Regions from separate parts of the Homo sapiens genome. Here regions 1 and 2 are each linked to region 3. A link is a loop called in an ENCODE intact Hi-C map of the cell type or tissue named here. Cell type or tissue: PC-9. All regions are shown on one strand.

Region 1 (8,000 bases), 52 kb after region 3:
TCGACAAGTCCCTACCCTCCTGTGGGTCTCCCATTCCCATGGGGAAACACATGGGTCAGCTTTCCCCTGCAGCCCCAGCTGGCTCTAAGAGCCTTCCTTCCAGAACATGGTAAGTAATTTATCAAAGGTTCTCAAAATGCCCTGCCCCCTCTGCCCAGCTCTGTGGCTCAGAGAAAATTCCTGTGCTCTTTCCATGACTTCCTGCAATGCCTTCCCACATGTTTCCATATCACTGGGTCCTGTTCCCTCAGCCGTCCCTGCAGCTGTGCGGTTTTAACAACTGCTGGCCTAGAAGGCAGCATCCACTGAGACAGTGACCACTGAGGAACACGATAGACTCAGAAATGGGGAAACAGCCGCCCAGAGACGGCAAGCGAGCTGCCCAAGGTCACACAGCGTAGGATGGGTGCTGGGATGCTATGATGCCCTCCACCCACCTCGCTATCCTCAGGGGCCTCCCTGAGATCTCCCAGGCTTCCTGTGCCCAGAGTATCCACGAACCCAGGACCTGGCACAGCCACCAGCCACTCTGCATGGCTGGACCCATCATCTGTGGACCACTGAGCCTTTGGGCTTATCTGGATGATTCTAGCCCCACCCTGGCTGGGCTCAGACTGTCTCCAGGGCCTTGGGGAGAGCGGCTGGCCCAGCATGTGGATGAGCTCAGCCTCCCGCGTCTGGTCCCCAGATGCCCCAGTGAGACCTCCTCTGCCTTCTCAGGCGATCTTCCTCTGATCCCCACCCAGCACGCTTGTCCTCAGGAGACAGAGGTCAGCTCGTGCTTGGCCCGCAGAGCCCAGGCCATGGAGGGCCCAGCCAGGACAGCCAGCGGAGGTTGCCTTGCAAGCCTGGGGGTGGAGCCTCCATGGCTGGCTGCAGAGCCGAGCAGGGAGGAGGCCAATGCTGTGAGTGCAGGGAGGGGCTGGTGATGCCTGCCATGGCATAGATGGGGGCAAGGCTCACTGTGTGGACCACGATGGAGGTGCCCTTGAGTCGCTGTGGCACTTGTCCACCTTAGGGCTTGTTTGCTGGTCTGGATGGGTAGGAGAGCAAGGGGGGCCCTGTCAGTCCAGGGCTCCGCCTGGGCAGCGCTCTACACAGACAGTGCCCAAGGCAGGTGCGGCGTCCACAACAGCGGCGCTTCCTCAGTCCTGCAGAACTGGACACCTCAGCACCCGAGCTGCTGTCACCCAAACCGTCTCACCTGAGCCTCCCAGCAGGTGACGAGCGCAGAGCAGGGGGAGTCAGTCCATCTCTCGGATGAGGCACTGACCCCCAGGGCAAGGTCACAGTCAAGGCAGTCTGGAACCCAAATCTCTCTCAAGCCCAAGTGACAGGCCCCTGCGGAGCCACCTCCCACCAACCCCAGCGGGCTGTGCCGCTCATAGCTCCTCTACGTCCTGGCAGCCTAGAGATCCTGACACCCTAGACGCCCGCCTCCCAGCATTGTCCATCTCTGGCTTTCTGTTTGCTGGGCCTCCGGAGTGCCCTCCATCCACAGGGCATCGGCCCACCTGGGTCCCCTGAAGTGCCTTCCTGTCTCCCCACCTTCCCAGCCCCCACACCCCCCTGCTCACTCCGCCAGGCCTGCAGGACTCCCAGGCTCTGTGTCTCCCTCAGACCCACCCAGGCCCCCCGAGGGCTGACAGCCCCCATCCCCTGCTGGGAAATGAATTCCCCCTCCCCAGCCTTCCTCTTCCTCCCCTTCTCTTTGCCCGGAAAGGCATTCGGCAAGAAAGTGAAAGGAGAGGCTTTCTCTTCTTATTAACCTGGAGTTGTGTTGCGGGCGGCGCCAGAAACTGCAAAACCATCGCTGTCCTCACATGTTTCTCTGGAGACCGAGGGAACCAGAGCCCTCCAGAGCCGCACAGGAAACCCCATTGGGGATTGGACGGCACCCCTGATGAGCTGCTATTCCCCAGGGAGCACTGAGGGGCTGGAGAACCTGGGGAGGCAGGAAGAAGATCACTCTGACTTTGCTGGGAGTGGCGTCTTCACCGTCACAGCCTGGCATCAAGGGGAGCACTTGTCAAAAGTCTGAGAGCATGGGGGTGGGCTCTGCCCGGCTTCCTGCCCGGACCTCCCAGGAAGCGGGGAGCCCAGGAGGAGGGGATGGAAAGTGCAGAATGCCGGCCTCGGGCCCCTGCTCTCCTCTCCCCAGCCTGCCTGTCCCAACAAGGAGGGCTGGTCCACACTCGCACTGGGCCAGCCGGGCCGCGCCAGGCCTGGCACATGCTGGGCACTCAAGAAGTGCCTGCTGCATGAAGGTTGGGTGAGCGCCATCTCCGAGCAATGCTGTGCCTACAGGCCACTCAGGGTGACTCTCTGGACACAGCCCACCCTGACTTCTGCCCCAAATCAAACTGCAGCTGCTGGTACTGCCGACAGCAGGGAAGCCCCTTGGGACCCAGGAGGAGGCCTGGTGGGGATCTGACGCGGCTGAGGCCCAGGCTGAGCTGGAGCCCCGGGTCAGCCCCAGGCACTGCATCACGGGCCACAGCTGGTTGGGGCTCTTCTCTCCACTACCCTGACCCAGCCTCTGGCCCGCCCCTTCCACTGCCCAAAAGGGAAAAGCCACAGTCTGGCTCTGCAGAGGGGAAAGTGCACTTGGTCAGGAGTGTCAGCAAAACCAAAGTCTAAAATGCTGAGCCCCCTGAGCTCAGAACTTAGTGTTCAAAGGCTCACCAAGTCCTGAGGTGTGGCCAGCAGTACGGAGCCAGCTGCAGGGACCCCACCCGAGGCAAAGGCCCAGCCCTGTCCTGGGGAGCTACAAGCCAGGGCAAGCATGGCTGAGGGACATGGGCACAGGTGGTCCCAATTCTCACCTTAGCAGGTGCTGGCCCTGGGGCACCAAAGGACTTCTGGGGGAGATGGTGCCCAGGGTGTGGCTGGCGGTTGATCTGGGGTTACTGGTCCTGTTTTCAGGTCACTGTAGTGGGGTTACATGGAAGCCCCCGGTCACACTCACCTAGAACCCCCATTCTGTTCCTGGGGGACCTGCACATCTGCAGAGGGCTTTCCATGCCTGCCCCACCCAGCTGGCACCCAGGGAGGTGGAAGAAGACAAGGCAGCCTCCCTCCAGTCCCTCAGACTCCGCCGGACCCCAGTGTCAGCAGAGCTGGTCACTGAGTAGTAGTAGTACTAGTACTACATGGGTACAAGGGAGACCCAAAGCCAGGACAGGGACCCCAGGCCACCCCCGACCCCACATCCGCTTGTTCAGCTGGACTGGCCAGGTTCTCCCTTCTCCTTGCCATTTCAATCATCTCAGGGCAATTTCCTTTCTCGTCTGAACTCTGATTCCTCCCCAGATGGCTTCCTCCCTCGTTCCCCCTCTAGCGGGTCTGGGCCAAGCCCCGTGGCTAAGGAACATCACAGGCCGTCGCTAGGAAGGGCACCGCGGCGGGTCGGCCGGAAGGCTCTGGCGGCAGCGCGCGTGCTTGGAAAGGGAAGTCCTCCTGCAGAAAGGCGCGGGCTGGGGCTTGGGGCCTGTCCCACCGAACCAGGCTCAGTGGCCACAACTATGCCATGAGCACATTTTTAGACTGTGAGTCAACTGCTAATAGAGTGATTTTTATAATCACCCCAGAAGGAAGGCTGATTTATAGCTCTTCTCGATGGAGCAGAGTCAGCAGGAGGTGGGTCTGAAATAGACTTGGGGTGGGGGGTGGGGGAAGGATCCCTCCTAGACCAGCCACTGGCCGGCGTGAAACAAGGCAGAGAAGGCTGCACAAACCTCTCGGCCCCTTGTCCACGGGGAGTCTGGGCTCCCTGAGATGAAGAGCAAGACCAAGTTTGCTGTCCTATCAATCAGGACACTGAATTAGATCCCCTAGGGCTGGCTTATATTACTGTCACTTCAGCATTTAGTTACAAGGGAAAATAAATCAATCGCAGAAATCATTGTCTGTGCTTCTATCCTATGCCAAGCCGTATGGATTTTGGGAGATGAAGAAGACCAACCTTTTGTGCAGGAAGGGGGCCACATGCAGGAAAAAGAAAGTTCCAGATGTAAACACATAATGGTCTGTGGGTCTCATCTGAGCCTGTTGAGCTTGAACTCAGTGGAGAGTTGTCCCGTCAGACCAGCCTGTTTGTGTGTCGACGGCTGCGAGGGATGCGCGCACGCCTGGACCGTTCAACCAGCGGCTGACGCGGCGGAGGCTCTGCAGCCTTTGCCCTCTGCCCCCTCCAGGTGGAAGGCCGGCTCCCTCACCTGCGGAGGATGCCAGGTCATGGCAGGGCTTCTGCAGGGCGGCTCCCAGGACCACTGGGGTCTCTACTTGGGAAAAGGGGCCATGGGCAGGGAGCCAAGACCCGAAAACTCAGCGACTCAGCCTTTTGCTTCTCCAGGACGGGGTCCTCCAGCACAGAGGACCCCTTCGATTCCACCCTCACACGCAGTTGACAACCAGCTCTGCCCCGCAGCTGCGGCCCTGGGGAACAGAGCGGCCCCAGCTCTAAACTGAAGGTGGGTGTGACGTCTCCCACACGGAGGATGTAAAGCGGGACAGGTGTGAAGAGGCGGAGAGATGCAGGTGCTGAAGCACCATCCAGTCCAAGGACAGCAAAGAGCCAGTGTCCACCTGGCCCCCTTCCCTCCTGTTCTCACAACACACGTTGCTGGTCAGCCCTCCCTCCTGTCAATTTTGGGCTGCTCCTCAGAGTCCTTCTCAACACAGCCCTCTGGGCCACCACGTGGAATTGGTGAGGATCATTTATGAAACAAGTTCTCCGTTTCTCTACATTATAAATAAAACTGAAACTCAGAGGGGCAAGGACCTGCCTGAGACCACTCAGAGTTGGAGCAAAGCAGACACGTGGCCGCAGTTGTCCAGAACACCCAGGAGAGGGGGCCGAAGGAGGTGTCCGGGGAGGCGGGAACACCTGAATGACACAGTGCCAGATGGGACAGGGGCTGCAGGGGCATCACTAAGGACACATGTGCTTGTTGAGTGAGTGAAGGATAAACATGAAGTCAACAAGACGTGGGGTGGGAGGTGGCACAGGAGCTGAGAAGGTGGAGTGGAAAAACAAACAGAGATGACAATCGACGGCCTGCAATGAAGGTTATTGTCATTAGGAAGCAAGTCTTTTATGATGGTGGGAAAAGAATATGCATTGGCTCGGCACTTGAAATGAATATTCCCATTTTATAACCAGCAAGACCCAAAGAAAGGGGATTGGTCGGAAACACCATAGAGCTGTTCCTCCGGGAGGCCCCCAGGGAAAGCAAGAGGGTCCCAGGCACAGCCACCACTGCCAGGGATGACCTTCAGAGAGAGGCCTCAGCCGCCACCACCCAGCCTCCACCACCCAGCCTTCTCCACCCAGCCTTCTCCACCCAGCCTCCACCACCCAGCCTCCACCACCCAGCCTCCACCACCCAGCCTTCTCCACCCAGCCTCCACCACCCAGCCTTCTCCACCCAGCCTCCACCACCCAGCCTCCACCACCCAGCCGCCACCACCCAGCCGCCACCACCCAGCCGCCACCACCCACCACCCAGCCTCCACCACCCAGCCGCCACCACCCAGCCTCCACCACCCAGCCTTCTCCACCCAGCCTTCTCCACCCAGCCTCCACCACCCAGCCTCCACCACCCAGCCTCCTCCACCCAGCCTCCACCACCCAGCCTTCTCCACCCAGCCTCCACCACCCAGCCTTCGCCACCCAGCCTCCACCACCCAGCCTTCTCCACCCAGCCTCCACCACCCAGCCTTCTCCACCCAGCATCCACCACCCAGCCTCCACCACCCAGCCTTCTCCACCCAGCCTCCACCACCCAGCCTGCAGCTGAAAACAAAACAGGTTGTGCCCTTCAGCAAGGGTGAGAGAGCCCAGTGAAAATGTCACTTTCCCTCAGATGGCTGCCTCGGTGGCTCTGTCTTACTGACTGTGTGTGCCGCATGTTTCTTTTATTTCAGCTGATGTGGGGTAACGGGGCCCTGCCTTCTCCCACAAACCCCCTGCCAGGACTCTGGAGGCAAACTGTCCCCAAAAGAAATGGTATGAGGCACCCTCAGCTCCTCCAGTGACCCATGGCCTGCTCCCTCCACAACATCCCCACCCCCAGCCTCAGGCTGGCACAGAGGGACAACCACGGCTGCGTAGACTCCCAGACGGATGCTCACGATGTTAGGGGCGGCCTGGCCCTGTGCCCACCTGAGGGTTCCCGGAATTCCAGCTGCCTGAGAAAGTCGGTGAGAGCCCAAGAAGGTGTTCTGGCACCCTGGATCTCCCGGATCTCCCGCTTCCCGAGGGGCCCGGAGAGAACAGACTTATGGAAGCATGGATTCTACGGATAGCCAGAGTCAGAGATGGTCTGGGTGCCAGCCACAGAAGGTACTGAAGCCAGAAGGGAAACACAACTGTCCACATACGGTAGTCAGTGCGGTTAAGAAGGAGGATTCCTGAGTCGGACATACCTGGGCTCAAACGGCTCTGCCACATCCTAAGTGCGTGGCCTTGGGGAGGGGCCTAACCTGACTCACCTGAGCCTCCTCATCGGTGGAGATGACACCTATGAGACGGGATAGCAGTGAGGTTGAAACACAGTAACACACGTGTTTAATCACACACATGCATATACACACACGCAGGCACACACACAAGCATGCGCACACTGCTTGGCACAGAAAGTGAGATATACTCAGTGCTGGGCTAGTACATGTTTAACAATCTTAGCTCTCTGGGGTAAACAAAATCCTAGAAAACAGACCCACTTTGTAGCACGCGCCGAGTCGACTTCCCCGGGGCAGATACTCCAAACCCTGGCTCTGCGCGCGATGTCCCTGAGCGGGCCTGGGAGGAGGTGAGAGTTACCCGCACGCCACCGGCTGCGCTGGTCCCAGCACAGGGCTGCTCCACCCAGAAGCTGCTGGCCTGACGGGTGACAGAGGGGCCTTTTGACCAGGCTGCAAGACTCTGACTTGGAGACAGGCCGCTGGAGGGTGAGTGCTATGGTTTGAACGTGTGCGTCCCCCCAGCATTTACATGTTGGAGCCTAAGGCCCAATGTGATAGTATTAAAGGGTGGGGCCCTTCAGAGGCGATTGAGTTATAAGGGCTGCAGCCCCATGAATGGGATCAGTGTCCTTATAAAAGGGCTCAAGGGACCTAGCTAGACCCCTTTTTGCCTTCCTGCCTTCCACCATGTGAGGACATAGTACGTGTCCCCTCCGGAGGATGCAGCATTCAAGGCACTGTCTTGGAGTGAGAGACCAGGCCCTCCCCAGACACCGAACCTTCCTTCGCCTCCTTGATCTTGAACTTCCCAGCCTCCAGTACTGTCAGCAATAATGTCTGCTGCCCCCAGATGACCCAGCCTGAGACGTTTTGTTGCAGTAGCAGACATAGACTGCCAGCGAGGATGGGGCCCCTCTCCAGAACGGCAGACACCCGTCCCTGACCATCTAATGGCCTTGTGCACCCAGAGGGTAGAATACACCAGTCTAAGAGCCAAGGGAAGGGAGAGGGGAGGTCCCACTCACCACACCCCTGTGATTGGGTGAGGGAGCTCATCTTCCTGTCTTCATAACGTCGGGCCCAGTGAGCCCAGGAGTCCAGTTTCTCCTAAGGCATTGCTGTCCCCAGAGACACAGGAAGAGTCCCCTCCAGTTTCCCTTGACTGCCTCTTGCTCACTGTGGGCTCCTCACGCCAACAGACCAGCAGCGTAAGAAGGAGATGGTCACTGAAGCGGGAAATTGGCCTCTTAGCCGGAGTCACTGGGCCTGCTCCTCGTGGGGGGGTGGGGTGCTGCTGCCACACAACAGGGGAGGGAAGAACACAGTTTCAACTCTGCGCACACCCCTAAGCATGTGTGAGGGTGACAGGACAGATGCAAGAGCTGGTTGGAGAAGGGCCTGGTGACCGGGGCACTGACCTGAGGGGCAAGGGTGGGGGTCACCCAGCTTAAGGCCAGACCAGCAGAGGCAACAGGCGGGGGTGAAGGGAATTGAGAATGGGTGGCTGAGGGGAGAAATGACGAGGCTGGCTG
Region 2 (8,000 bases), 67 kb before region 3:
CATCCAACACACACACACACTATCAAGATACACAACATGTCCATCACCCCCAGGAGTTCCCTTATGTCTCTCTCCTCACTCATCTTTTTTCTGTCCCTGCAGTTCTGCCTTTTCTCAAATGTCATATAAATGGAACCGTGTCCCCTGCGTCTTTCGTGTCTGCTTCTCTCGCTTAGCACAGTGCTTTCGTGCCACCCTGTTCGGGCACTCATGCCTTCTGTTGCCAAGCAGTATTCCCGCTTGTTTGTCCCCGTACCAGGTGGGCACTTGGGCTGCTCCCTGCTTGAGGCTATTGCAATAACACAGCACATGAGTGCTCACATACATGTCTCTGTATGGACGCATGTTTCATTTCTCTTGGATGAATGCCTATACATGGAATTACTTTGTCCTGTGGTAAAGGAAGGGCTAATCTTATAAAACACAGCCAAACTGTTTTCCAAAGTGGTTGCACCCCTTTGCATCCCCACCAAGAATGGGTGATAGTTTTTCCACATCCTCACTCACACTTTTGCAGTATGTCCTTATGGTTTTAAGTTGTATTTCTCCAATGACTAACCCTGACAAACATCTTTTCAGATGCATGTTGGCACGCCTCTGTCTTCTTTTCTGGAACATTTGTCTGAATCTTCTGCCCAGTTTTAAGTGGGGTCATTTGCCTCCATGCTGTGGAGTTGTGACCATGTTTTATGCATTTTAGACATAAGTTCTTTATCAGATATGTGTTTTATAAACATTTTCTTCCAATCTTATTACCTTTCCATTTTCCAACAGTGTCTTTTGAAAAGTATAAGGTGTTGTTTTAATAAAGTCTGATTTATCAGCTTTTTAATCTTTTAATGGCTCATAGTTTTGTTTCCTATCTAAGAAATCTTTGCCTAACTCAAGGTAAAAAAACTCAAGATTTTCTCTTTTGTCTTATGCTTTATAAAAGTTTTAAATCTTACCTTTAAATACATGACCCATCTTAATTTTTGTATATTATTTGAGGTAAGGGTCATGGCTTATTCTATTGCAAATAGATATCCAGTTGTTTCAGCACCATTGTATCTTAGCATTTTTTTTTTTTTTTTTGAGATGGAGTCTCGCCATATTGCCCAGGCTGGAGTGCAGTGGCGTGATCTCGGCTCACTGCAGCATCTTAGCACTTTTATGGAAAACCAAAAGATTATTTACATGTGAGTCTATTTCTGGACTTGATTCTATTCCATTGGTCTATATGTCTTTCTGTCAACACTACACTGTCTTCATCACTATAGCTTTAGAGCAAGTCTCAAAATCACAAAGCATAAGCCCTCCGATGTTCTTCTTTTTCAAAATTGTTTTGGTTATATTAGGTCCTTTGCATCCCCACATAAATTTCAGAATCATCTTATCAATCTCTATTTTTAAAAAGCCTGCTGGGATTTTAATTGACATTGAATTGAATCTATAGATCAAGTCGAGGTGGAATAATATCTTAACAATATTGAGTCTTCTGGTCCATGAGAATGGTATATCTTTGCATTTAAATCTTAAGATCTTCGTTGATTTATCTATGCAATATTTTGTAATCATCAGTGAATAAGTCATGCATATTTTCATTAGATATATCTCTAAGTATTTTATATTTTTAATATTGTTGTAACAGCTTTTTAAATTCCTGTTTCTAACTGTTCATTGCTAGTATCTAGAAATACAATGAATTTTTGTAAATTGACTTTGTATTCTGTCGCCATGCTAAACTTTTTAGTTCTAGAAGTTATTTTGTAGATTCCTTAGAATTTTTTTCACATAGTCACTAATGTGATCTGCAAATAAAGACAGTTTTACTTCATCCTTTCCAATCAATATGCCTCTTATTTTATTTTCTTACCTTATTTCACCAGCTAGGATCTCCATACAATGTTAATAGGTGTGATACGAGCAGACGTTCCTGCCTTGTTCCTGATCTTAGGGTGAAAGCATTTAGTATGTGGATTTTACATGAATGTCCTTTATCAAATTGAGGGGCTTCTCTTTTATTCCTAATTTATTGAGATTTGCTCATCATGTTTTAAGTTTAAAACTACTACAAAGTAGTATGTAATCCCAATTTTGCAAATACAGGCATGGAACAAATAGTAGAAAGTAAATACATCAAAATGTTCCTTTAGTAATGTGTTTGGTTATACTTAATAGAAACCAACATCATTAACATCATCATAATCATCACCATCACCATCATAATGGTTTAAACAAATAAGACATTATGACTCATTTTCATCTTCTTTTTTATACTTTTTGGTAGCTTTTAACACTTCTATCATGGACACATATTGCTTTTATAACAAATGAATGGAATAATAAATGCCAATTGGCATCTAGCAGGAAATTGCATTACATAATTAAGTACATAGATATTTAACATCTCTCCATATCTAACTGAAGCTGCAAGACAGTCATGGATCTTTGGCCTTTGCCTTGATAATGGGCAATTTTTAACTGGCCTTTATAAAACAAAACTGCATTTGCACTTCTCAGGAATGTCTCCACTTCCCAGGAGTGTGACATTTGAAGTGGGCCCCCCCACACCAAGTGTCCTCACAGGGCCCTTGGTCAGGCCCAAGTGCAGCTTGCACTTGCCCTTTCAGACAAAACTGTGGAATGTGGACAAAAGACAAACGCGCCTGTTGGCTCATTGTTCTTCCCCAGCCCTGGCATCGGACAGCACTTGCCTTTACGGTTTCATTACAACGGGCAGATTTAGAAATACAAGGAAATTGGCCCCGGGAGATGGTTTAGCACCTATTAAATGCTGCAAAACAGACAACGTGATAGAGGAAGCTAAAAGGAATACACTTCCAGTTACAAATGAAAGCCCCTCTCTGTCCACTCAACCCTTCACGCACTCGTCCAGATGTGTGGTTCCTCACACCCATCCGAGGGGAGCCACTTTAGAGCTGCGGGTGAGCCCAGTGGGGTTCCTCTCTGGCTCTGCTGACTCAGCTCTGAAATTATTTTATTCAGTTCTTTGATGCAAGTAAAGGAACATTGTGGTGGGTCACTGTGACCTTTGGGAGGAATATTTTACATTACTTCCCCGGGACCAGAGGCATTTTTCAATTACGAGAGCTTTGCAAGTTTTCAAAACACTAGAAATGGACTCAAAACCAGCTACATGGGCCCTGAATGAACACATAACTGTACTGTGCGAGATCCCAGAGACGCAACAAAGGATGCACCACACATTGGTGCACTGGGGGCAGGACTTGGAGCTGACGTTCCCCTGTGAGTCTGCACACCCAGTGGGTTAATGGAGCCAAGCTTCAAGGTCCCCTCCGCGGTGGGCAGCTGGGGGCTCTCCAGGTGTCTCATGCGCAGGAGCTGTCTGAACAGCTCCGTCTGCCCTCCCAGAAGTGGGTGAAGCACAAGTGTGTGGGGCCACATGGAGCTCATTTTCACACTGAAAAAATCCATCTGCAAGAATCCAACCTGCTGCCCCAGACGACTGAGTCAGGCTGCGGCCCCAAAGCTGCAGCAGGCCCCGACTTCACGTCTCCTCACAGCAGCCCAGGCCCACCTCTCTACCAGCCACCTCCAGACATCAGCTCCCTCCCGGCCTTGTGGTATTTCAGTGTGGAAGGCAGGCCCAGGCACATGCGTTTAGTGCAGCCACCAGGTGGGGAGAAGACCCGCAAGTCAGCAGAACCCCCACACAGACAGAGCTGTCCACTCCATCACCGCAGTGGGGACTCAGCACACAGATGGCCAGAGAAAGGGAGGGAAGGAGGGGAAAGTAATGAGCATCTAGTGAATGTCTGCTGGGTTCTAGAAGATTCCCTTACATTTTCTGACTCAATGGGAGGAGAGGTCTAAAGCTCTACATGCATGTGAGTTTCCACTCTTAAGAGTAATTCAGCTTCTCGGGACAGCCTGTGGAGCAGGAAGTGCTGCTCCATCCTCCAGACAACGACCCGGGGGCTTGCCTAAAAGGGTCTCCAAGACGTGCCACAGGCCCAGGAAACAATCACACCAGGGCCCAAGCATTAAATCACAGCTCCCCACTGCCTCTCTAGGAGCAGAGAGGGGGAAGTAACTGGCTTAGCATGGGTGAGCAGCCCCAGTTCTCGGACATGGGGTCCACCTGGGTTTAACACCTAAGGATAACACTGCCTGGGGCACAGTTGCTCAGGTGACAACTGCCTGTTGGTTGGAATGTAATTCTGCAATAAAAAGGCTTTAAAATGTCCCTATGCTTGGATGCAGTGAGTCAATGTCTAAGAATCCGCCCTAAGGAAATAATCAGAGAGACAGAAAGGATTTATCAGAAAGATGTTCATCCAAGTGTCATTTATAACAGCAAACGATTGGAAACAACCCAAACCCAACATGAGAGGAACAGTTAAGAAAACTATGATACAAACATGCGGTGGAATGTTCAGCAGCCGTTGAGATATTTACAAAGAGCTGATAATGACATCAGAAAATCTCTGTGTCTAAGTGCAGGGCACAACACCGTTTCTGCACATGAGTTCAACCATGCAAAGAAAAAATGTGAGGAAAGGAAAATAAAGTCATTTTGATATTTCCCAAATGTACTATAATGAGTATGCGTTCCTTTTAGAGTCAAGAAAAGTTAACAAAGTTATTTGGAGAATGAGTTGCGTCTCTGAATCTATAAGCCAATATCCAGGAACATGTGGACTTTAAATTCCCAGTTCTCAGTTCCCACCATGGAGTTGTCTTATGTCTTACTGTCAACAGGAATGCTCTCCTCACTTCTCCCCTCCCATCCACACCCCACCTCTGCGGAGAGCCAGGGTTACTTCCACATCCCCACTTCCTCCGGCGTGGTAGGCTGCCTCCTCTCATAACTCTTAAAAAGCACTCAGCACCTCATGATGATTCTGACTGTACCGTCGGCTGCTGCTGCAACTGGATTTCTCTTGTCTCTCAGTTCAAGCCAACAAAACAGCTTGAGAATCTAGTTGTATCTGGTACCATTCAAAGCACTGCAGAAACTAGTAAGTTAGCCACTCCTGGCCGCCTAGTGTAGACAGTGGAAGTCTGAGATGGTCGTAAACCACCCTAACACAAAAATGCCAATCGCTATGGTAGAGGAGGCAGCCCAGTGCTATGACAAAATCATGGACAGATGAATGGATGGGTGGATAAGTGGATGGATGGATGAATGGATGTGTAGATGAATGGATGGAAGAAGGGATGGAAAGAAGGAAGGAAGGAAGGAAGGAGAAGGGAAGGGGAGGGGAGGGGAGGGGAGGGAAGGGAAGGGAAGGGAAGGGAAGGGAAGGGAAGGGAAGGGAAGGGAAGGGAAGGAAAGGGAAGGGAAGGGAAGGGAAAAGGAAAGGGAAAGGGAAAGGAAAAGTGAAAGGGAAAAGGAGGGAGGGAAGGAAGGAAGAGTAGGTGGAAGGGAGGGTGGATGGGTGGGTGATTGAATAGATATATGGTCTGGATCAATGGGTGAAAGGATGGGTGGATGGATGGATGGAAGGATGAGTAGATGAATGGATAGGTGAGTAAATGGATAAATGGGATGGATGGTTGGGTGAGTGGGTGGGTGGGTGGATGGATGGATGGATGGATGGATGGATGGATGGGTGGGTGGGTGGAAGGATGGATGATTGGATGGGCAGAAGGATGGATGGATGGATTGATGGATGAATGGGTAGATGGATGGATGAATGGATACATAGATGGAAGGACAGTTGGATGGTTGGTTGAATGAATAGGTGGGTGGACAGGTGGATGAACAGTGAATGGGTACATGAGTATATGGACACATGGAGTATGGACAAATGGGTGGACAGATGGATGGGTAGATTAATGATATGGATGCACAGGTGAACGGATGGAAGAACAGTTGGATGGATGGGTGAGTGGGTGTCTGATTGGATGGATTTATAGTTTAGATGGATGGGTTGGTATATACATGGATATATGGGTAGATTAATGGTATGGATGGACAAGTAGATAGATGGATGGATGGATGCATTGATGGATGAATGGGTGGGTAAAGACACCAATACACCTTTGCTGATTTAAACTAAATTTAAGGCACCCAATTTCTTGCTGTTCTCTCCTGCTACCCTACCTGGTGTTGAGTGATAGCCAAGCTAAATGCCTCACGCAAAGACCAAGATCACACAGTGATCAGGCGTTTGCACATTCTGTTCCTCAGACCTGGAATCCTCCTCTTCCCCCGACTCCCACTCTTGGTGAATTCCTATTCATCTCCTAGACCTCATCTTAGACATTGCTACCTCTGAAAGGGCTCCTTAAGCCTCATGCTGGATCAGTGGCCATCCTATGTGTTTATTCTTATAGCATTAGATTGAACCATGTGAAATGGCCAATGTTTGATCATTCTGGCCTACAGGATAGCAATTCCACATGGATCACAAGATCTTCTGATTGTCCAATCCCAGCAGGACACAGGACTCGAGAGCAGGGACCACACTTCACCTTTTTGCTTCTGACATTTGGGGCTATGACTGACCCAAAGTGCCTGGTACATCCACAACACTGTCAGCTGAAAAGGTGGATGAGCAGGTCTCAACTCCTTCCCACCCCTCACAGCTCTGTGTTCCAACACAACAGACCAGCTCAGCCTACCTGGTAGGAAGAGCAGAGGCTGAAGTTTGGGGGAAATGTCATGTTCCAGCAGGGACTGCATAGAAACAAGACACAAAACGCCCTAGGAAGTGAGGGATTTCAGCTCCTTTTCTAGGATGAACGGATCCCTATTGCTCCACAGAGCCCCCTGTCCTAGAGTCAGGCACTTGTCACCCCCTCCCATGACTGTCTGTGCCTGAGGACTTCCAGGTGAAGGACCTTCAAATCTTGTGTCTGGGCTGGCTTCCTGGGAGGTGGGGCACCTCTAAGCAGAGAATCAGCCAGAAAGGAAGACTGCAAGGATACCTGTGATGTGGAAAGAGATAAGCCTAGCGACAGCAGGTGGCCCTGCTGCTGGACACCAAGGTGAGGCCCTAGTGGGGCAGTGCATGGAGATGGTGCAGTTATGAGTGACAAGTGAGCACCAGGGTGTGGGGTGGTGCTGGCAGGGCTGGAGGTCACCGGCCACACCACTTCCAAGCCATCAACTGCTGAGCACCAGTGACCAAACAGAGCCCATCCCACTGCAAATGCTGTCACATCCTTTGTCCCTCTGACTCCCTGAAGAAGGCCCTGGTGGTCAGCGTTCCACAGCCACTGATCCTGAGAGGGCCTGGAGGCATTTCCAAACCTCCAGTGCCCACCAGATAGGCTAGGGACAGGTGCCATGCATGGCCAGGATGCTGCCAATTGTGAATAAGGTACAATGTGTGTGCATCCATTCCACGGGTGAACATCAAATAACAGGACAGGCACTGAGCCCACAGAAGTTCTGTGCTGGGAAAGTCACCATAAGCAGCTAGATCCAAGGTCCCAGCTCTCAGTCGTATGGTTCCTGGCAATTTCCTTCATGTTCCTCTTTTCTAAAACAAGCTCGTCATTATGCCCGATGACTGAAACATAATGTCTAGAGATCAATGCCAGACCCACAGGAAGTAATCAAAAAATGGTTATGTGTCATCACCCTGTCATCAGCACTGGGGTCATGTCATCCCCATCCTCGAGGAGATGTGAGTTATTTTGCAAAGGCAGCTCAACATGTATACCGTGAAAGAAGAAAATAGTGAATTTAATGAAGGACCAAAATGTTTTACCCTATCGCACAGGTGAAGAAACTGAGTCCCAAAGAGTCTACTCCCCCAAATCTCACAGACTCAGTGCTGAATCAAGGCCAGCCCAGGTTTGTGTCCCCATACCCGCTGGCAGAAGAAAAGGGTCACGATGGGCTAGCCACACTCCATCCTCCAGGCACCCCCAGTGAGGGAGCCCCCTGGTAGAGAAAGGACAAACTAGCTTACCCCACCCTGAGGCCAAACAAGAGAGGCAAAGGCCTTGACCTTCACGAGCTCTCAGTCATCCAGGAGAGAGAAGAGGAAGACGCATGCCAGGCTGGGACTGTCCCTGGC
Region 3 (8,000 bases):
TGAGGATTCAGCAGGAAGGTGCTGAGACAGGAGGCGGAGCTTGATTCAGGAGGCAGGGCTCCATTCAGGAGGTGGGGTTCGATTCAGGAGGTGGGGCTGGATTCAGGAGGCGGGGCTTGATTCAGGAGGTGGGGCTCAGACACCAGAGGAAATGAGGACAAGCTAAATAAAACAGGAATGGAGAGGAGGGAGCTTTCCATAAGACACACCCACCCACCAATGCGCCATTGTCAGTTTACCATTGCCATGGCAACCATCTGACCACTTGAAAGTTACCACTCTTTTCCTAGAAATTTCTGCATAATCGGCTCCTTGATTTGCATATAATTAAAATGGGTATAAATATGCCTGCAGCCCTGCCTCTGAGCTGCTACTCTGGGCTCACTGCCTATGGGGTAGCCCTGCTCTGCAAGGAGCAGGACCTCGGCTGCTGTGTGCATGGCTGCTTCAATACAAGTTGCTATTCAACACTGTCCTCTCACCCTTGAATTCTTTCCTGCGCAAAGCCAAGAACTCTTGTGGGTTAAGCCCCAATTTGGGGCTCACCTGCCTTGCATCAGCACCTTCTGTAAACCAGGAGACAGGTCCTCACCTAACACCAAATCTGTTGCCTCCAGAACTGTGAGAAATGAATTCCTGGTTTTTTTTGTTTGTTTGTTTTGAGATGGAGTCTTGCTCTGTCACCCAGGCTGGAGTGCAGTGGTGCGATCTCAGCTCACTGCAACCTCTGCCTTCCAGGTTCAAGTGATTCTCCTGCCTCAGCCTCCCAAGTAGCTGGGATTATAGGTGCGTGCCACAACACCTGGCTAATTTTTGTGCTTTTAGTAGAGACAGGGTCTCACCATGTTGGCCAGGCTGGTCTCAAACTCCTCACCTCAAGTGATCCACCTGCCTGGGCCTCCCAAAGTACTGGGATTACAGGCATGAGCCACTGTGCCCAGCCCCTGTTTTTTTTCAAGTGACCTGACTTAGGGTATTTTGTTATAGCAGACCCAGCAGACTATGATGGAAAATAGGTGCTGAGAAGTGGGCTGTTGGTATAACAAACCCCTGGACATGTGGATGCAGCTTCAGAGCTGGATAATGGGTAGAGGCTGGAAAAGTTTTGAGGTGTGTGCTAGGAAAAGCCCACATCACTGTGAACTGACTGTCGGGAATGATTCTGGTGAGGGCTCGGAAGGAGAGCAGGAGAGAAAGCCTCAGTCTTCTTGGAGATGACCTAAGTGGCTGTGAATAGAAGATTGGTGGGGATGCGGACGGGAGAGGCCATGATTGTGAGGTCTCAGATGGAAATGAGGAGCACTTATTGGAAACTGGAGGAAAGGCCATCCTTGTTACCGAGTGGCAAAGAACTTGGCTGAATTGTGTCGCGTCTGGGTGTTCTCTGGAAGGTGGAACTTGTATGCAATGAAACAGGATATTTGGCAGAAGAAATTGCTAAGCAGTGTCAAGAGTGAAGCCTGGCTTCTCTCAATGCTTGGAGTAAAATGCCAGAAGAGAGGAATACTTTAGACAGGTGGAATTTGTAATCAAAAAGGAAGCAAAACTTTAACTTCGGAAAATTCTTAGTCTATCCTCATTGAAAAGAATGAGAAAGTGTATTCAGGAGAAGACACTCAAGGCGTGGCTGCATTCCCATCTGAGAAGGAGACAGTTCCATCTACACTGAAGCCAGGAGCTGTTGTCTAAGACAATGGAAGAGTGGACCGAAGACTTTCAGAGGTTCTGGAGCTGCCCCTCCCATCACAGGCCCAGAATGCCAGGGCCTGGGGGCCAAGATGATTCAAAAGGGGCCACTCTAGCTTAGAATCCACTGGGCCCAGACCTGGCACAGGCCACACTGGCCCTGCTCTCTGGGGACCTAGGGGTGAACCTTTGCTGTGTCTGCATGGTGCTATCTTTGCCAGTTTGCACAGTGCATGAGCTACAGAGCTGTGGCTGCCTCCAGCTAGATTTCTAAAGATGGAGCCAGCTGGAGACACAGGTTCACGACCCACAACATAGACAGGGCATGACTTCAGGGGCTGGGCCCCACAGAGAGGCCCATAGCGGTAATGCCTGCGGGAGCCAAGCTGTGGGGCCAGGGCTCCCTCTCCATCCCAGACCAGTAGAGCCACTGGCTTGTGATTTCAGTCCAAGAGAGTTACAGACGCCACCCAGCAATGTCTCAGGGGCGGTGCCGGAGGAGCCTTGCAGCCCAGTCCCTGCCCCAGTGTGTGCGGAAGGTGGAATGATTATCATTATTATTATTTTTGAGATGGAGTCTCACTCTGTCGCCCAGGCTGGAGTGCAGTGGTGCGATCTCGGCTCATTGTAAGCTCCACTTCCCAGGTTCACGCCGTTCTCCTGCCTCAGCCTCCCGAGTAGCTGGGACTACAGGTGCCCGCCACTACACCTGGCTAATTTTTGTATTTTTAGTAGAGATGAGGTTTCACTGTGTTAGCCAGGATGGTCTCAATCTCCTGACCTTGTGATCGGCCTGCCGCGGCCTCCCAAAGCGCTGGGATTACAGGCATGAGCCACCGCGCCCGGCCTGAACGATTATTCTTGAGTCTAAGACTAGTCTGCCTCACTGGGTTTCGGGCGTGCTTGGGGCCTGTTATCCTGTCTTCTTCACCAGTTATCTCTTTTGGAATGGGAGTGTCTGTGCTACACTTGTCCCACCATTGAATTTTGGAAGCATAACGTGCTTGATTTCACAGGCTCACAGCTGGAGGGAAATCTGCCTCAAGATGAATCGTACCTTTGGTCTCACCCACATCTGATCTAATAAAGGAAAAAAAATAAACAGGCTTTGAGGACTGTTTAGCTGCAGGGAAAATGTTCACCATGTAACGTGAAGTGACAAAGCGAGTTCCTAACTGCAGCTGATTGTCGATCGGCAGAGACTGGCACACTGGAGCAGCATTCGCTGTGATCACACCACGGGCACACACAGAGGAGTCCAGTGTAGTTTGTGTGAGGGAGAGAGAGAGAGATTGGATTTGAGAATGGAACTGAAATTGTGCATGAATGGAATTTGAATTCCAAGACAAACCCCATCTAAATTCTCGCTCCTAGAGATAGCTTAGCCCTGCACAGTTCATCTAACCTGTTTCTACAACGTGGAGTCTTTGGTGGAATGAAGGTAGGGAAAAGCCTCCCTCAGAGGGCTGTTTGAGGGGCGCCCTAATAAAATGCTGATAGTCGAAGAGGCTCTGCAAGCTGTGACGTGCTGGGCAATTGTTCCTCCTAATTTCCAGTGAGAATCGCTTCCACTCGGTGTGTATCCAGAATGAGTATCAGCACAGCTCAAACCTTCTAAGGCTCCGGGACCCAGAGTGGGAGCTTGGGAACACCAAGAAGGCCATGAGGGGAGGGAGCTATGGAGAAGGAGAGAGAGGGAACCACATTGCCAGTGAAAATTCTCCCCCACCTTCTTTTCTTCCCCTCCCTTTCCCTTCTTATTTTTCCCTCCCTTTTCCGTTCTTTCCCCTCCCTCCCTCCCTCCCTACCTTTGTTTCTTTCTCTCTCTCTTTCTTTTTTTCTTTCTTTCCTTCCTTCCTTCCTTTCTCTCTCCTTCCTTCCTTCTTTTCTTTCTTTCATTCTTTCTTTTTTTCTCTTTCTTTCCTTTTTTCTTCTTTTTACTTCTTCATGCATTCAAACACCCATCCAGTGTCCACTGTGCCCCAGGTCTATATCAGGCCTATAACATGAGGCTGGCTCCGTCTAACCTCAAGGAACATCACTTGGGGGACAACGGCTTTTATCACTGGGGGATGCCCGTTCAAGTCCACTGCGTTGTGTCTGCCTTTGTGCGCTCAGCAGAATCCCAGCCACACTCACATTCCCACAAGGACATTCCCCCCATCTCATCCCTTCTGGGTCTCTCTCCCTGTGGCCCTCTGTGCCTAGACTTGGAAAGTTGACCTTCTGTACCCTTTACAATGGTGGCCTTGTTGTTCCCTGGGCGCTGGAGGCCCGAGGAGGCCACTGCTTCTCTGTAGCCTCGCTGTGCTCTGGGCCAGAGTGTGGTGCCCTTGCGCTGGCCCACGATGCCCTGCCTGCCAGGTGAAAGGCACCAGATAACACGACATGTCTTTTTTTTTTTTTTTTTTTTTTTTTTTGAAACAGAGTCTCAGTCTGTCGCCCAGGCTGGAGTGCAGTGGCGTGGTCTCGGCTCACTGCAAGCTCCACCTCCTGGGTTCACGCCATTCTCCTGCCTCAGCCTCCCTAGTAGCTGGGACTACAGGCGCCCGCCACCACACCCGGCTAATTTTTTGTATTGTTTTTAGTAGAGACGGGGTTTCATCATGTTGGCCAGGATGGTCTCCATCTCTGACCTTGTGATCCGCCCGCCTCGGCCTCCCAAAGTGCTGGAATCACAGGCATGAGCCACCGCGCCCGGCCGACATGCCTTTATCGTCATATATACACATAGCAATTAACCAGACAAGAGTTCCTCGTTTCTCTCCTGGCTCTGCCAGAACACGGAGCTGACCCCCTCGGTGCTTGCAGGGGGGCCGCCCTGGCCGTGGTGTTGGTGGCCCAGGGCAGGGTGGAACACCCGCCATCCTCGCACCACACCAGCAGGCTTTTCCTCCAAGAAGAAAGGGGCGGTGATGGGAAGGACGGATGATCCAGTCTTTGTCAGGAAATGGCAATGATGCAGGCCTTGAGCAGGCCTGCGGGTTCCCATAATTGCTGGGCTCATCAAAGAAAATCCATCTAAGCAAATTTAAGAAGAGCCAGCCCCCTGGCTGGGAGCTGCTCAGGCCATTTGTCATTACTTCCTCCTGATAAGGCCAGTGTTTCATCCAGGAAGAATGTGGCTCGCGCGTTCCCAGTCTCTTTCTCGGGCCATTCCGAAGGTGGGAGCTGCGGACCTCTCAAGAGCGCAGACGGAGCCCCCGGCTCTGTTTGCAGAAATTCCACTGCCGGTCTGGGCTGTGAATCATGCTCAGGGTTTGGAAAAAGTTGCAGCATCAAAGCCAACTGAGGTTTGGGGCTCATCCCAGATGTGGTGTCGGGGCAGGGGGAAGGGCAGTGTTCCTTCCCGAGGCTTCCCCATAGGCACTATCTGGGGACAGGGTGGGGGTGGGGGCCATCAAGCTAAGGATGGGACTTAGTCACTGGTCAACGTTCCCAGAAACCTGGATTCCTCCAGTTGACCAGCTCAAACCACAAACACAGCCTCTGCATCCTGGTTCTACAATTCTCTAAGGGGCCTCAAACAATTTCTACGAGTGTCCCCAAGTCCCCAGAATAAAACTGTTCCTCAGCAGGCACACAAACCCTTTTACCATCACCCCAAACATCCAGAATGTTGGTGAGACACCAGGAGCTGGGAGTTGGTGGGGGGGGAGTCTTATTACCAAATAGTGGAAGGACCCCCCAGTCATCTGGCGACAGAGAACTTAGAGAGACCAAAGGCCACTTTTTTTTTATAAACAGAGAAATTGAGGCCCAACAGAGCAAAGGAGTCCCCCCTCCACCCCAGGTCCCAGAGCATTAAACAGCATAAACCACAGGACCTGCATCGACTCTAGAAATGTCCACCATTAGGCTCTCCTCCCACGTGACCTGCTGAGGACATATATGCATTTTTCCACTTTATAAGCAAATTTGCAAGACTTCACATGGAAGTCATTCATCACCACCACCTCTCACCCCATGGCCTCCTTTTGCAAGTCTTCACATCTTGCTCTCTGGCACAGCTGGAGTGCACCCCTCAGGGATATTTTTCCAGAAGGGTGTGCTGCCGCTGAGAGCACGCCCTTCTGCGGCCATCACCCACTGCAGGCAGCTCGCTGGGCATGGAATTTAGAGTCACGTTCTCTATCCTTCAGTGTGTGCTGGAGTGTTGTTGCTCCAGTGGCATTTCATTTCATGCTGCAGAGAGATCTTGGGACCAAGCTGATTCTGCTCCTTTGTAAATGAACTTTCTCTCCCTCTCAGGAGGACGTGAACCCTAAGAATGAGGTTTTCGTGTTTCCCATAAGAAATGAGTGCAGCTCAGCCAAGTTTCTCCATAGGATCCAGGGTCCTGCCTGGGCCTGAAAACCTGGACTCCAACTCTGTCCTGTCACGAAGTGGGTTTGTGGCCTTCAGTTGTCACTTCACTCATTTCTTTAGGGAGATAATACTTCCTTCCTGTATCTGCTAGCTCAGGCATGGTTATGCTGGGAAACAAGCATCCCCTGGCATCTACATGGTTTAAAACAAGAAGGAAGTATTTCTTGCTCCTTGTACCTTGAGGGTCAGGGGCCTGTCCTGTACCTCTGGACACCTTCACTCTGTGGTCCTGGCTGCTGGAGCCTCCACCCCCTGGGAATATCGTCCATGGCCGTGGGAACAGAGGACTTCTCTCAGTGCCTCTGCTCAGAAGTAAAATGGTGGCTTCATTTGCAGGAGCAAGTCAAATGACCATGCTCCACTTCAAGGAGGGAGGAGGTGCTGCCCCCTGCCCAGAAGCTGAGGGAGGTGGGCACTGGTGAGAAGTAGGAATGACAGCTCATTCCCTCCCAGGGTCCACATGGGGGACAAGGAGACCCTGACCCCACAGCCAGCAGCACACCCCGGTGTACGCAAACAGCAGCAAATGCAGGGCCTGGGGACTCTGCCCTGGGCGCTCCATGGTCGCTGACAGTTAACTATGGGAAGCTGGAAAAGCCAGAGGGCGGGTGATGGGGCTCTTTCTGCTCCAGGCCACCAGGTAGAGTAGGAAGTGATACTCCTTGAAGTGGCTCAGGGGCAGCGTGTGCACCCAAAGGAGGAGCTTCAGGGAGGGACAGCTGAGAATACGGCCTGGCCTGGCCTGGCCAGCAGAACAGGGACCATGATCCTGTTTACTTCTCCATTGCCCGTGTGGGTTTCTTTTTTTCTTTTTCTTTTTTTTTTTTTTGTTTTTTATAGACTGGGTCTCGCTATGTTGTCCAGGCTGGTCTTGAACTCCTGGGCTCAAGCGATCCTCCTTGGCCTCCCCAGCAGCTGGGACTGCAGACAGGCACCACCACGCCCGGCCCGTGTGAATTTTTTCTTCTCATTTCCCTTTACTTGATGTAGGTTGGGGACCTTACTCTGGAGATCACTCACGGACACTCCTTTGAAAAGGAAGAATGTTGCAACCTGGCAAAAGTGGGATCATCCAATTTTCTAAATCCCCAGGTCCTTGTGATCCTTAAGAAGTGATCTTGTTTTATCTGAAGCTCCAGATGCAACAGAACTCAGGTGGGAGAGTCTGGTTTCAAGTGCAAAGCCCCATGGAATGGGGCGTGGAATCCCCAGCCCACCCCGTCCAGGGCAGCTGGGATTTTATCTTTATATTCTCTCTCTTTTCTTCCATCTCCTTCTCTTCTCTTTCTCTCTCTCCCTCCCTCTTCCTTCCTGCCTCATCCCCTTTCACCCTGTCTCTCTTCTCTCATTCCCTGCTTCTCTCCTCCTTCTCTTTTCTCTCTGTCTCTCCCTCTGTGTCTCTGTCTCCTCTCTCTCCTCTCTCTGTGTGTCTCTTCTGTCTGTGTGTGTCTGTCTGTCTGTGTCTCTCTCAGTATCTGTCTCTGTATGTCTGTCTCTGTGTCTCTATCTTCTCTCCATCTCTATATGTCTTGCTGTCTGTGTGGGTATCTCTCTCTCCTCTCTGTCTCTGTGTGTCTCTCTGTCTCTGTGTGTCTCTCTATGTGTCTCTCTTTTCTCTGTCTCTGTATGTCTCTCTTTTTCTGTGTGTCTGTCTCTGTGTGTGTCTGTCTCTTCTCTCTGTCTCTGTGTGTGTCTCTGTGTGTCTCTCTCTTCTCTCTGTCCCTGTGGGTGTGTCTCTGTCTCTGTGTGTCTCTCTCTGTCTCTCTCTTCTCTCTGTCTCTGTGTGTGTCTCTGTCTCTATATGTCTGTCTGTCTCTGTGTGTGTCTCTGTCTCTGTGTCTTTCTGTGTGTCTCTCTCTTTTCTCTGTCTCTGTGTCTCTCTGTGTTTCTCTTTCTCTATGTCTCTCTGTGTGTCTCTCTCTTCTCTGTCTCTGTGTCTCTCTGTC

What was found. A loop is a pair of places that touch in the nucleus more often than their neighbours do. Peaks named below come from ENCODE experiments on the same cell type or tissue, not always from the same donor. Only the 100,000 strongest peaks of a DNase experiment are listed, where the experiment ranks them.
Region 1: it touches region 3 in a loop (7-fold over the local background); 4 of 110 quality-filtered maps call a loop at or near these places.
Region 2: a loop joins it to region 3, with 3 times the contacts of the local background. A loop is called at or near these places in 2 of 110 quality-filtered maps.

What each region holds. Positions count from the first base shown.
Region 1 is chr9:134,547,667-134,555,666 of GRCh38, reverse strand. No RefSeq gene overlaps it. Among named protein-coding and RNA genes, the nearest start is that of COL5A1, 90 kb to the left of the region's middle. RefSeq lists enhancers at 250-852, 1,716-2,236, 2,237-2,758. In PC-9, no CTCF peak of the experiment used is centred here; a DNase peak (open chromatin) is centred at 3,496; H3K27me3 peaks cover 2,825 bases.
Region 2 is chr9:134,666,534-134,674,533 of GRCh38, reverse strand. All of the region lies in intron 1 of COL5A1 (collagen type V alpha 1 chain), which reads right to left. Among named protein-coding and RNA genes, the nearest start is that of COL5A1-AS1, 18 kb to the right of the region's middle. In PC-9, no CTCF peak of the experiment used is centred here; a DNase peak (open chromatin) is centred at 4,223; H3K27me3 peaks cover 1,706 bases.
Region 3 is chr9:134,599,623-134,607,622 of GRCh38, reverse strand. No RefSeq gene overlaps it. Among named protein-coding and RNA genes, the nearest start is that of COL5A1, 38 kb to the left of the region's middle. RefSeq lists enhancers at 3,490-4,401, 4,402-5,314. In PC-9, no CTCF peak of the experiment used is centred here; a DNase peak (open chromatin) is centred at 4,802; H3K4me3 peaks cover 333 bases; H3K27ac peaks cover 1,568 bases.